Regions from separate parts of the Homo sapiens genome. Here region 2 is linked to region 1. Evidence: read pairs that join two places in POLR2A ChIA-PET (ENCODE). Cell type or tissue: PC-9. All regions are shown on one strand.

What was found. ChIA-PET counts read pairs that join two places held together with the same protein. Peaks named below come from ENCODE experiments on the same cell type or tissue, not always from the same donor. Only the 100,000 strongest peaks of a DNase experiment are listed, where the experiment ranks them.
Region 2: POLR2A ChIA-PET joins it to region 1 with 6 read pairs; 2 of 35 experiments call an interaction of 5 or more read pairs at or near these places.

The regions. Positions count from the first base shown.
Region 1 is chr4:147,358,770-147,363,769 of GRCh38, reverse strand. No RefSeq gene overlaps it. Among named protein-coding and RNA genes, the nearest start is that of MIR548G, 17 kb to the right of the region's middle. In PC-9, no CTCF peak of the experiment used is centred here; a DNase peak (open chromatin) is centred at 1,909; H3K27ac peaks cover 2,596 bases.
Region 2 is chr4:147,190,693-147,195,692 of GRCh38, reverse strand. No RefSeq gene overlaps it. Among named protein-coding and RNA genes, the nearest start is that of MIR548G, 150 kb to the left of the region's middle. In PC-9, no CTCF peak of the experiment used is centred here; no DNase peak of the experiment used is centred here.

The DNA.
Region 1 (5,000 bases):
GTGGGCACATAGCAGGTTCATGATAAAACACAAAGAGGGCACTGGCCACAAGAGCAGGGCAAAGGCAAAGTAAATATAATGAAACTAAAAGCAAAAGCATGTCTAGGAATAAGATTACCTAGAAGATAAATCTACCTGAGATACGCAACTGATTTCTTCTGGTTAATGTTTATATGGCATCCAGATCCTGAGGGTTGGTGGGGTGTGGGTCAACCCAAAAAGGGGATCAATGGCCCTGACTTTAAATAGAAGAGGCTGGCGGATCCTTAGGATGTTAAATTCTCTTACACAGACATGCCACTTCAGAATCAGGCATTGTGGATTAAAGGTCTGCACTGAAGCCCCTCCAGTTTCAGAGGCATTGGTGGATAAACCTTGACTTGAACATCTCTATTTTCCAAGTTGTTTTGAGTTTTTTTTTCACTTATTTCTGATAAAATACACTGGCACGCTGAAATCATAAAGTCTGTCTGCCAATAAAATGTCACAGGTCTGTAGACTCCAAGGAAGTAGCTAGGTAAATATTTACATACACAATTGAATTTTCTAAGTGTCCTGTGTCCCTGATCTTTGTGGATGCTGCAACTACTTGCTAACAGATAATTTAGTATGTTGCAGAGACGTGAAAACAGGCAGATGCTTAGTTCCTAAGAGGGAGCCTCGCTGCTGGGCTTCCTGCCAGTTATGTGCCTGATGGGTCATGTCTCAACCTCTGGATTTCAGTCCCATGTCTAGCTTTTATTTTTTCCCCCTGCTTTCTGAAAGCCTTAGGGATTTGGACTGCTTCCATTCCCTGGTTCTTTTCCTCCTACGACTGACTACTGAGTAAAATGCTGTCTTCCCATCTCCCTCTTTGCTTGCTGTCACCAAAAATGAGCACTTAGGCTCTTTTTATTTAAGGATTTTGTGGATGATCTCTTCTTGTCTTGGGAATCAGCCTGTCCAGCCAATTTGTGAAAAACTCAGTGGCTTACTTCTGGTTAGAAGATTAATAAGCGCATGTGGATTCATGTTTGCTAAGTGAACGAAAGTGTTTATAAAATTGACAATTGTTACATGATTCCTAAAGGTTTTTCCCAGAGGCTTCCTAGCAGTCATTTGTTACACCTTTTCTTAAAACCTCCTTGGCTTGAGCCCCTGAAAATCTGATTGTTACCCTGGTCCATGTCTTCCTGTCCTCTTGGGTTTGCTAGGAACACTTTCTCTAAAGCAGTGTTTTTCAAACTTGAGCCTGCAAAAGAATCACCTGGTGAGCTGGTAGAACCACAGATTCTTGGGCCCTACTCCAGAGATCCAGATTTAGAGGGTCTGAGATGATATCGATACAGTTGGGCCAAGGACCACACTTTGAATAGCACTAGGCTAGACCATGAAGAAGAGTGGCTGTCATGTTGGATAGACCTGGGCTCCTTCACCAAATGTTCTTTCTGAGCTATGGTTTGGGCCCAGTCTTCCCAAAGTCCACATGGTTTCAGTGGAGTCTGTTTGTGGTACAACTCTTCTCTCCAACAGTATAGCCAGACCTCCAATTCCCTTAGCCAAGAGGAAGGAAGGCAACTATTCCTTATGGAAGATATAATCTATGCAGGTGATGGGCTATGTACATTTATGTATTTACTTCATTGAATGGTCCAAACAACCTAATGGTATGGCTGATGTAATTTCATAGAGAAGTTCAGTAACTTAACCCAGTATCATCAAGCTGTTATTCATCAGGGAACCTAGGCTTTGTACTTATCACTGAAAAGTGCAGCTCTCCTGCCCCAGAGAGCACTTGCCTGATGTCAAACCTTTCTAAAAGGCTCACTTTCAGTTCTGGGAAACACTCCCAATGACAGCAATAGCTGATATGCCCGAAACCTAAGGAACAACTGAACTTTTCCTTATTCAGACAAAGAGCTCTGCTTTCCTCCCAGAGTCTCTATGACTCACAGTTGCCCTCTGCCCTCATGAAAGTGCTCTGTAGAATTGCAGATCAGCAATGTTGGAAATAGCTCATAACAAAAAGTAATTAGACAGTTTCTGCCAATGGAAGGATGTCATTTTCTAATAGGCCTAAAGAGAAATTAGGTCAGATCTCCAGAAAATCAGGAGAATGGTTTAATGAAATGTAACGTACTGTATTTCTTCCTTGCAATTCTTTAAAAAAATTTCCTTTATAGTAGATGACCCTTTAAGGGCAAATGTATATTTATATATCAAATATAAATGCATACAACTAGGATTCTTATTTTAATATAAGAGAATAATACACAAGTGTAAGAGATTATGGTAACTGTTTAAGGCTGGCATGGGTCATGATTGATTTTGGGCTTGTCCTTATCCTAATACAGTAAGCTTTAGGTTCTCATTTTCCAGGCGCTGAGTGTGGAGGTGTTGGGATTTCTATTACCCTGCTTCCTTAGCTGCCAGCAGGGCTGTGCTACTTTTGATTCAGGAAGGCATGTAATATTCTTTACAATATTCTCTGTTTCAACCATTGCAGGGAGCCTGAATAAAGATGCTATTTGATCCTCTTATTCTTCCTCATCCCTTCCAAATCCATTTTTTCCCACCTCCCCAGTGTCTTTGAATCATGTATAAGTTTCAGAAGATTCACATCATCATAAATTATTGGCACATCCTGAAGTAAAATAGGGCCCTGTTTCCACAGTCTGATGACCTGGGTCCTTCTATTCCTAGTTTTGCCATATATTTAGCTATGGGAACTTGGGAAAGTCACTTCTATTCACTGGCTCCTACTTTTATTTTCTATAAGATTAGGGTGTTTCATTAAATTTTTTAAGATTTAAAGTTCCATGAAATTAGAATTGCTATAAAGAAATTTAATCTTCATTTTGAATAAACCATCCATTCAAACTGTGACAACTTCCAGCTAAATGCCTGAAAGAATTTTTCTTAGACTGTCAGCAGCTCATGGACTCTTTAAACCTAACTTAAAAACAAACAACAAAAAAAACCTTTTATGTAATTAACTGAAGCCTTCTGGCCTGTCCCTTAATTGTTAAGTGTTTGGGCAGGATAATGGAATGATGGACAAATTGATTCTTATATTTTTCACTTACGAAACATTGCTTTTCACTCAGTGAAAACTTTGCCATTTGCCAGCGGTGAGAAAAAGATATCAGTGCTTTCAAGCAATTTCTTCAAATCAGAATTTAAAGTATCAGAGAGTCAGACCACAGTACAACTCAGTGACTCAGCAGTGCCTTTCAAAACTGCTTCCTACAGAGATTCTGCAGATGAAGGCAAATAGAGCTCTGAATGTGGGGTGGAGAAAATTGGGAAAAGCTGAAGAACCCAAGAAAACCACATGTCTGACTTCTATCTTTCCATGACATCATATAAGCTCTTAGGTCTTTTTCTTTTTCTAAGCCATTCCAAACTTGGACATTAAATAAACAATCACTATATGAAGCGGTGCTTCCAGGGCCTACATGAATATCACGGGAAGCTGGGGACATCCCTGATGCTGGGGTACCAGATAGTACTGCTATGAACTCCCTGCCTTCTGTTCCATCTCCCTATAACATCTATCCTGATCAGGGGCAGTGTGACTCAGCCCAAATGGAAAACCGTATACTATGTAGGTCAGTGTAATGCCCAAGAAGCTTTTGGGTATTCCCTTGTGTAGGTCTCCATATGTTTCCCAGCATCTCATTTAAATACAAGTGGCTGTCACAAGATCAAGCCAAGTCTTCTTTGCTTGAAGAGTGTGGCCTGAGGTCCGTCAGAGTCCCCACCTTGGTTCTAACCTAGCATTTCTGGGAGGAGACTGACACTCCACTTGACAAAGTCCAGGAGTGTGCTGATCAAGGATGCCAAAATGTGTTCAGGTGTCAGACTTTGCATGAGACCCAGGAGGCAGGGTCAGTGATCAGTGGACATTCGAACAGGGGGACTGGGTGTTACTTTAAGGAGAGCCAGAAATTCAAAGCAAAGTTAGTGAACTGATGGAGAAACACAACTCCAAGTCCATGGGCTGAAAGCAGAGAGGGAAACAGAAATTCAACAAACATCACTGCCAAAGAAAGAGCAGGGTAAGGCAAAGGCGATTCATCTTAAGGCTCCCTCTCACTTGGATTTTATTGACCCATCCATATATTGAGCAGCTCTAGGAAACTAAACCTCTGAGAGGATATTTTTAAAAAAGTGTTATGGGGATGATATGGTCAGACTTTGTGTTCCCACCCAAATCTCATCTTGAACTGTAGTTCCTATAATCCCCATGTGTTGGGGGAGGTAACCCGGTGGGAGATAATTGAATCGTGAGGGTGGTTACCCACATACTGTCCTTATGATAGTGAGTGAGTCTCACAAGATCTGATGGTTTTATAAGGGGCTTCCCCCTTTGCTCGTCACTTCTCTCTCCTGCCGCCATGTGAAAAAGGATGTGTTTGACTCCCTTTCTGTCATGATTGTAAGTTTCCTGAGGCCTCCCCAGCCATCCGGAACTGTAAGTCAATTAAACCTCTTTTCTTTATAAATTACCCAGGCTCAGGTATTTCTTCATAGCAGTATTAGAACAGACTAATACAGGAGACATAATTTATATGCTATACATGTCACTCATTTAATGTATATAATTCAATGCTTTTTATTATATGCACAGAATTTTGCACTATTGCTAAAATCTAAGTTTAGAATATTTCATCACTTAAAAAAGATACCTCATACCCATTAGCAGTCACTTCCTATTGTCCCCTATTCTTCCCACTTTCCACCCCCAGCCCTTGCCAACTACTAATCTACTTTTTTGCCTCTGTGGATTTACCTAGTCTGGACATTTCACATAAATAGAAATATACAACATATGGTCTCTCGTGACTGGCTTGTTGATAGGGTTGTTGAAAATCTATTTTCTTTCTTTTTTTTTTTTTTTATTGATCATTCTTGGGTGTTTCTCGCAGACGGGGATTTGGCAGGGTCATAGGACAATAGTGGAGGGAAGGTCAGCAGATAAACAAGTGAACAAAGGTCTCTGGTTTTCCTAGGCAGAG
Region 2 (5,000 bases), 170 kb after region 1:
TTTTTTCTGCAGTATGCAATGAATTTCCCCTCCCTCTTCTGTGTCACCTAAAAAAATGCTTGGAAAAACAAGATTCACTGTTCCAATGTTTTTACATCAAAGGATTCTTTAAGGGGGAATAATGAGCATGCTTTAGTGTGACTAAGTGGGTGCTTGAGTAGAGAGTGAAACTGCAGACTGAAATTCAATGGAAACAAAACGGGACAGGGAACTCAAAGATGTGTTGAGTTCTGCATCCAGGTGGGTGTGGGTCATGGGCTGGAGCGGGAGGATCAGGACAAAGCTGATCTCTGGATTGTGCCTGTTTCTCCAAGGAGGAGTCTGAGGCTTAGAGAAATTATATGACTTACCCTAGGTAGCTTAGAGCTGACAATTGGAGGTGGACCAGGGACTTGAACCTTAGTCTTCAGTCCTTCAGTCCTACATTGTAACTGGCCTGAGAGACAGCATACCAATGCGGTGAAGACTGTGGATTTTAGAACCAGGCTCCTTGGGTTCGAATCTCAGCTCTTCCACTTATTAGCTATATTATCTTAGACAAAAGATTTAATCTTGGCATGCCTCAGTTTCCCCATTTGAAAACAGGGATAATTTGTCATAGCTTTAAATGAGTTGCTACTGGAGAATCCTTTCAGTAGGCACCATGCAACTATCTGTAAGATAATTAAGAAACTCCTCTCTCATGACCTACAGGGTAGAAGACAGTACTTTATTTGTTTGCCCCAAGTGTATATTGCACTTCATTGCCTCCTCTCCACCTACATCCTCATCTATGGTATCCACATCTGGTGTCTCCCCAGCTCTGCCTTCACTGAGTCTTCTCTTTCAGCTTTGTGGGCTCCAGGAAAGGATAGAGCGACCCAGTTAGAGGCAGGCACTAGCTGCCTTCCGTGCAAAGCCAGCAGAGGCAGAAAGGGTGTTCTAGCTCATTCTGTTGCTTTGCCCTTGCTTGCATTCACAGAGATTTAAGTTTCAGTTTTTAAATCGGCTGGTAGAAAATGATTGAAAATGCTACCCAGGCACAGGAGAAAGTGGGCTTTTTTGTTTTGTTTTGTTTCCCCCTTTGGACATTCTAATATTCTACTCTTACTGGCCAGGAAATTTGCCACACGTTTTCCAAATCTGTAATGATTCCCTTTCCTCTCTCTTTTTCAATGTTTTTCAGAGCAAGTCTTATTTGCTGAACGTGGATGGCTCCTTTTTCACCCTGTCCTATTTGTTAAAGGAAAACACATATGCATTTAAAAATCATAATTTTCTCTCTGACAGTGTCCAGCAATTCTCAGTTGCTTTGTTATTTTTGGATATTTTCCTTTGCTGGCCTCTGATATCACAGTACATGTGGGTGTTGTCAGTGGCTGTTAGCCAATCCATGGGACAGCTGGGTGTTGTCTCTTGTCCTTGCCTTGTCTCACAAAGGTGGCACTAGTAGAGGGCCTTCATAGACTTTTTCTGTGGGAAGCCATGACTGCCCAGGCAAGTTGCTGGCTCACTCAACCATAAAGGGCAGTGGGGCAGGCTCGTTTATACCCACTGCTGGGAGTGAAAATCAGTACCTGGTTCCGAAGATAAATATGGCAAAATGTATGCATACATATTACAAATACATACCTATTACTTAATACAAAGTACATGTTAAATCTTAAAAGTTTGCAGTCCCTGACTTGGTAATTCCATGTCTGGGAATTCTTTATTTCTAAGGAAATATTAAACAAGTGTACTAAGGTTTATAAACAAGTGTATTTATAAAAATGAGTTGTTTATAACAGCAAGAAGATTGGAAGCCACTCTACTGTCCATTAATAGAGGCTTGACTAATAAGTTATGGTACATCTACATAATGGAATGTCAGGCAACTATTTAAAACCACGATATGGGATATAATTATTATATATAATATGGAAATTTTAAATTTAGCTATGGGAAAAAGGATTATATATAATGCATCTTTAAAATTTGGTATATTTATCTATGTATGAATTTTTATATGCTTAGAAAAAGTCAGCAAATATACACAACAAAATATTAACAATAGTTATTTCATACTGTGGTATTATTAATGATTTTAATTTTCTTATTTTAGCTTATTTATTTTTCTAATTTTTCATACTAATAGTGTATGTTACTTATGTAATAAAAATGACTATGCGGAACAGTTTATATATGACAAATAGTGTGTTGTAAGGTGTTCTTCCCTGAATTCTTATTAGAGAAGTTTATACATGGGAGTAAATGTTCCTAACATTTCATTTTGTCAAATGAGGGAGAAGAAAGAGGCAAGATGGCTCCTTGAAGTGCTTCTTGAAGTGCTGCATCAGTACTCAGAAAGCCAAATTGCTTTAGGTCTGTCATTTGTTGGCTTGTACAGAAAGATATCTCCATAAAGTTAGACCACTGTTGGGTTAGCTTGTGGACCCTCTGTTTTTATATTCTCAAATCCATGCTACAAAACCAGAAGGACTGACCATCTTCCATGTTTTTATAGTGCACATCTAGAAGCCAAAAGAAATAAAGAATAAAGCCAAAACCCAATACATATACATATAATTGTTCTATATTTTACTTGGAAAATATTCTAGAGAAACATCATTAGCGCCCAAGATTGCATGGCATTGAATTTGCTTCTTTGTACTCTATGCCATTTAAATTATTCTACATTCTTATCTGCAATTTTATGGACATGTTACAAATAACCTTCTGAATGCCAAGAGTCTTTTTTAAATGCTTTCTCAGTTTGAGGTTTTCATGTTGTTTCTATAATAGAGAAGAAAATATGTCATCATGGTAAGTTAGGCAACCAGATTTTAAGCCTGGTTTTGCAGTTGACTGCTCTGTGAGCTGGTATGATGGTGATCATGATGATGATGTAATAGTAGTTGTAGTAGTAACAATAATAATTACTAGGTAGTTATGCAATAATAATAATATTAATTGTTAATATTAAATGTTATTAATAAATCTAATACCAATATCATCTATTGATCCCTTACTATATGTGAGAAACTCTACTAAATGCTTTACATACATTGTCTAATTTAATCTTGAAATCTCCCTTATAAGTAGATATTATTACCTTCATTTTACAAATGACAGAATTGAGGTATAGAAAGGTTAAATAATCTGCACAAATGAGAGAGTTAATAGGTTGTAAAACTACTGATCCAATCCAGGTTATTTGTGTTGAAATACCTTGCTCCTTCTGGTATACACACTGTCTTCCCAAATCTCTTAACAATCCTTGGAGCTTTAGTTTACTACTAATACAATAAGGAAGTTAGGCTAACTAAATAGTTGCTGTGTTTTCCTGTAAGTTTAACATTCTTGCAGTCCATATACATTACAGTAGGAAATTGAGATAACTAAATGGATAAAGCCTGTGTTCAGATCTTGGCTTTACCATTTGCTAGCCTTGTGATCTTGCCAAGTTACTTAATCTCTCTGTACCTCTATTTCCTTATCTGTAAGCTTAAACTTGCAATAACTACATTTCATAAGATGGTGATGAGGATAGAAAGAGATGATAGGTTATGTACAGTGTTTGACATGTTATGAATGTTAGCTTTATGAAGGGAAGATCAAATTGAAAGCATGTAAGTTCTACAGTGTCATCCTGAACCTGACAAGTAAGGTCCTCTCCTCTCCCTCTTGTCCCAGGGTTAATCTACACATGAGCTGCTGAAACATCCCAGGTGGTTTCCTGTGACCTAAAATGTCTTTGCATTTTCACTGACCTGGAATATTTAGCTGAAAAAAAATACTCATATGCCTCAATCTTTTTACTTTAATAAGTATTTACTTTAATAAGCATTTCTTCTGCAATGGCCTTCATGGCTTGAAACTAAAGTGTCAGAATATGTGACCCAGGCATGTGGAAGTATGCAAATATTTCAGTGATACCACATGATCAGCTAACCCATGTACCCTGACTACTTCTACATTGTTGGAATATAGTTGAAAGTCCTTTAATCATCTGTCACATGTCAATTTTGTGTCAAGATTTCTTCTAGGAAAAAATGCCTAAAATGCATGCCTTTATTTCCTTATCTGTAAAAAGTAACTAATAACAGTACTCATCTACTAAGGTTGCTTTGAGGACAATTGAGATATTCCGTGCAAAGCACTTCAATCTGTGGATGGTATGTTAAGTTCCCAATAAGTATTTGACAGTATTATTGTCTTTCATTAATATGTATGCAGCTAGCACAAAAGTCCCTGGACAAAGTTGCATTCAACAAAGTACAGCCTACCAATCAAGAATAATAAAAATATTTCTGATATTTTCATATTTTCGCAAGATACGTTAAAGAAAGTCTAACTTTCTTTTCTTTTCTGTACAATTCTTTCACATCCTTAATCTTTGATTGAGCAAAACTCCAAACAATTTCAAGTTCTAGTAATCAATTCATTGGGGTTTGCCAGGGACTTTTCCAGCTTGAGCCCTGAAAGTCTCATTTCCCAGGAGACTCTTCTGTGCCAGATAAACTTGGATAGTTGGTTACCCTACTTTTTAATTCTCTACCAAAACTCCCTGAGGCCCCAGTTTCTGTGGCTTGTCTTTTCTTCATTCATCTTTACATTTCCAGTAGCTTTGTCTCTCCCATCCTGGAGGGATGTGGGAGAACTCATTAATAAATCTCTTTCTTGCTACACTTCTCTATGTGCTTTCCTACCAGCTCACGCCATCGTACCAACTCACACAGTCAAAAACAGATATATATATATATATATATATATATATATATATATATATATATATATGCATGCTTGTTCTACATTTTACTTGAAAAATATTCTAAAGAAACATGATACAATTTCCATCTATGCAAACTTGGATGGCATTAATTTTGCTTGGCAAATTGTGACTCTTAAGTCAGAGTGTTATAGAACTCTAGCTGAAAGTTATCTTAGATTGATTGTATCTTGTCATGTTTTGAGATATGGCTGGAAGCGGCCCAGGTGACTGTAATAGGATGAGGAGGCAGAAAAAAACTCAACCCATA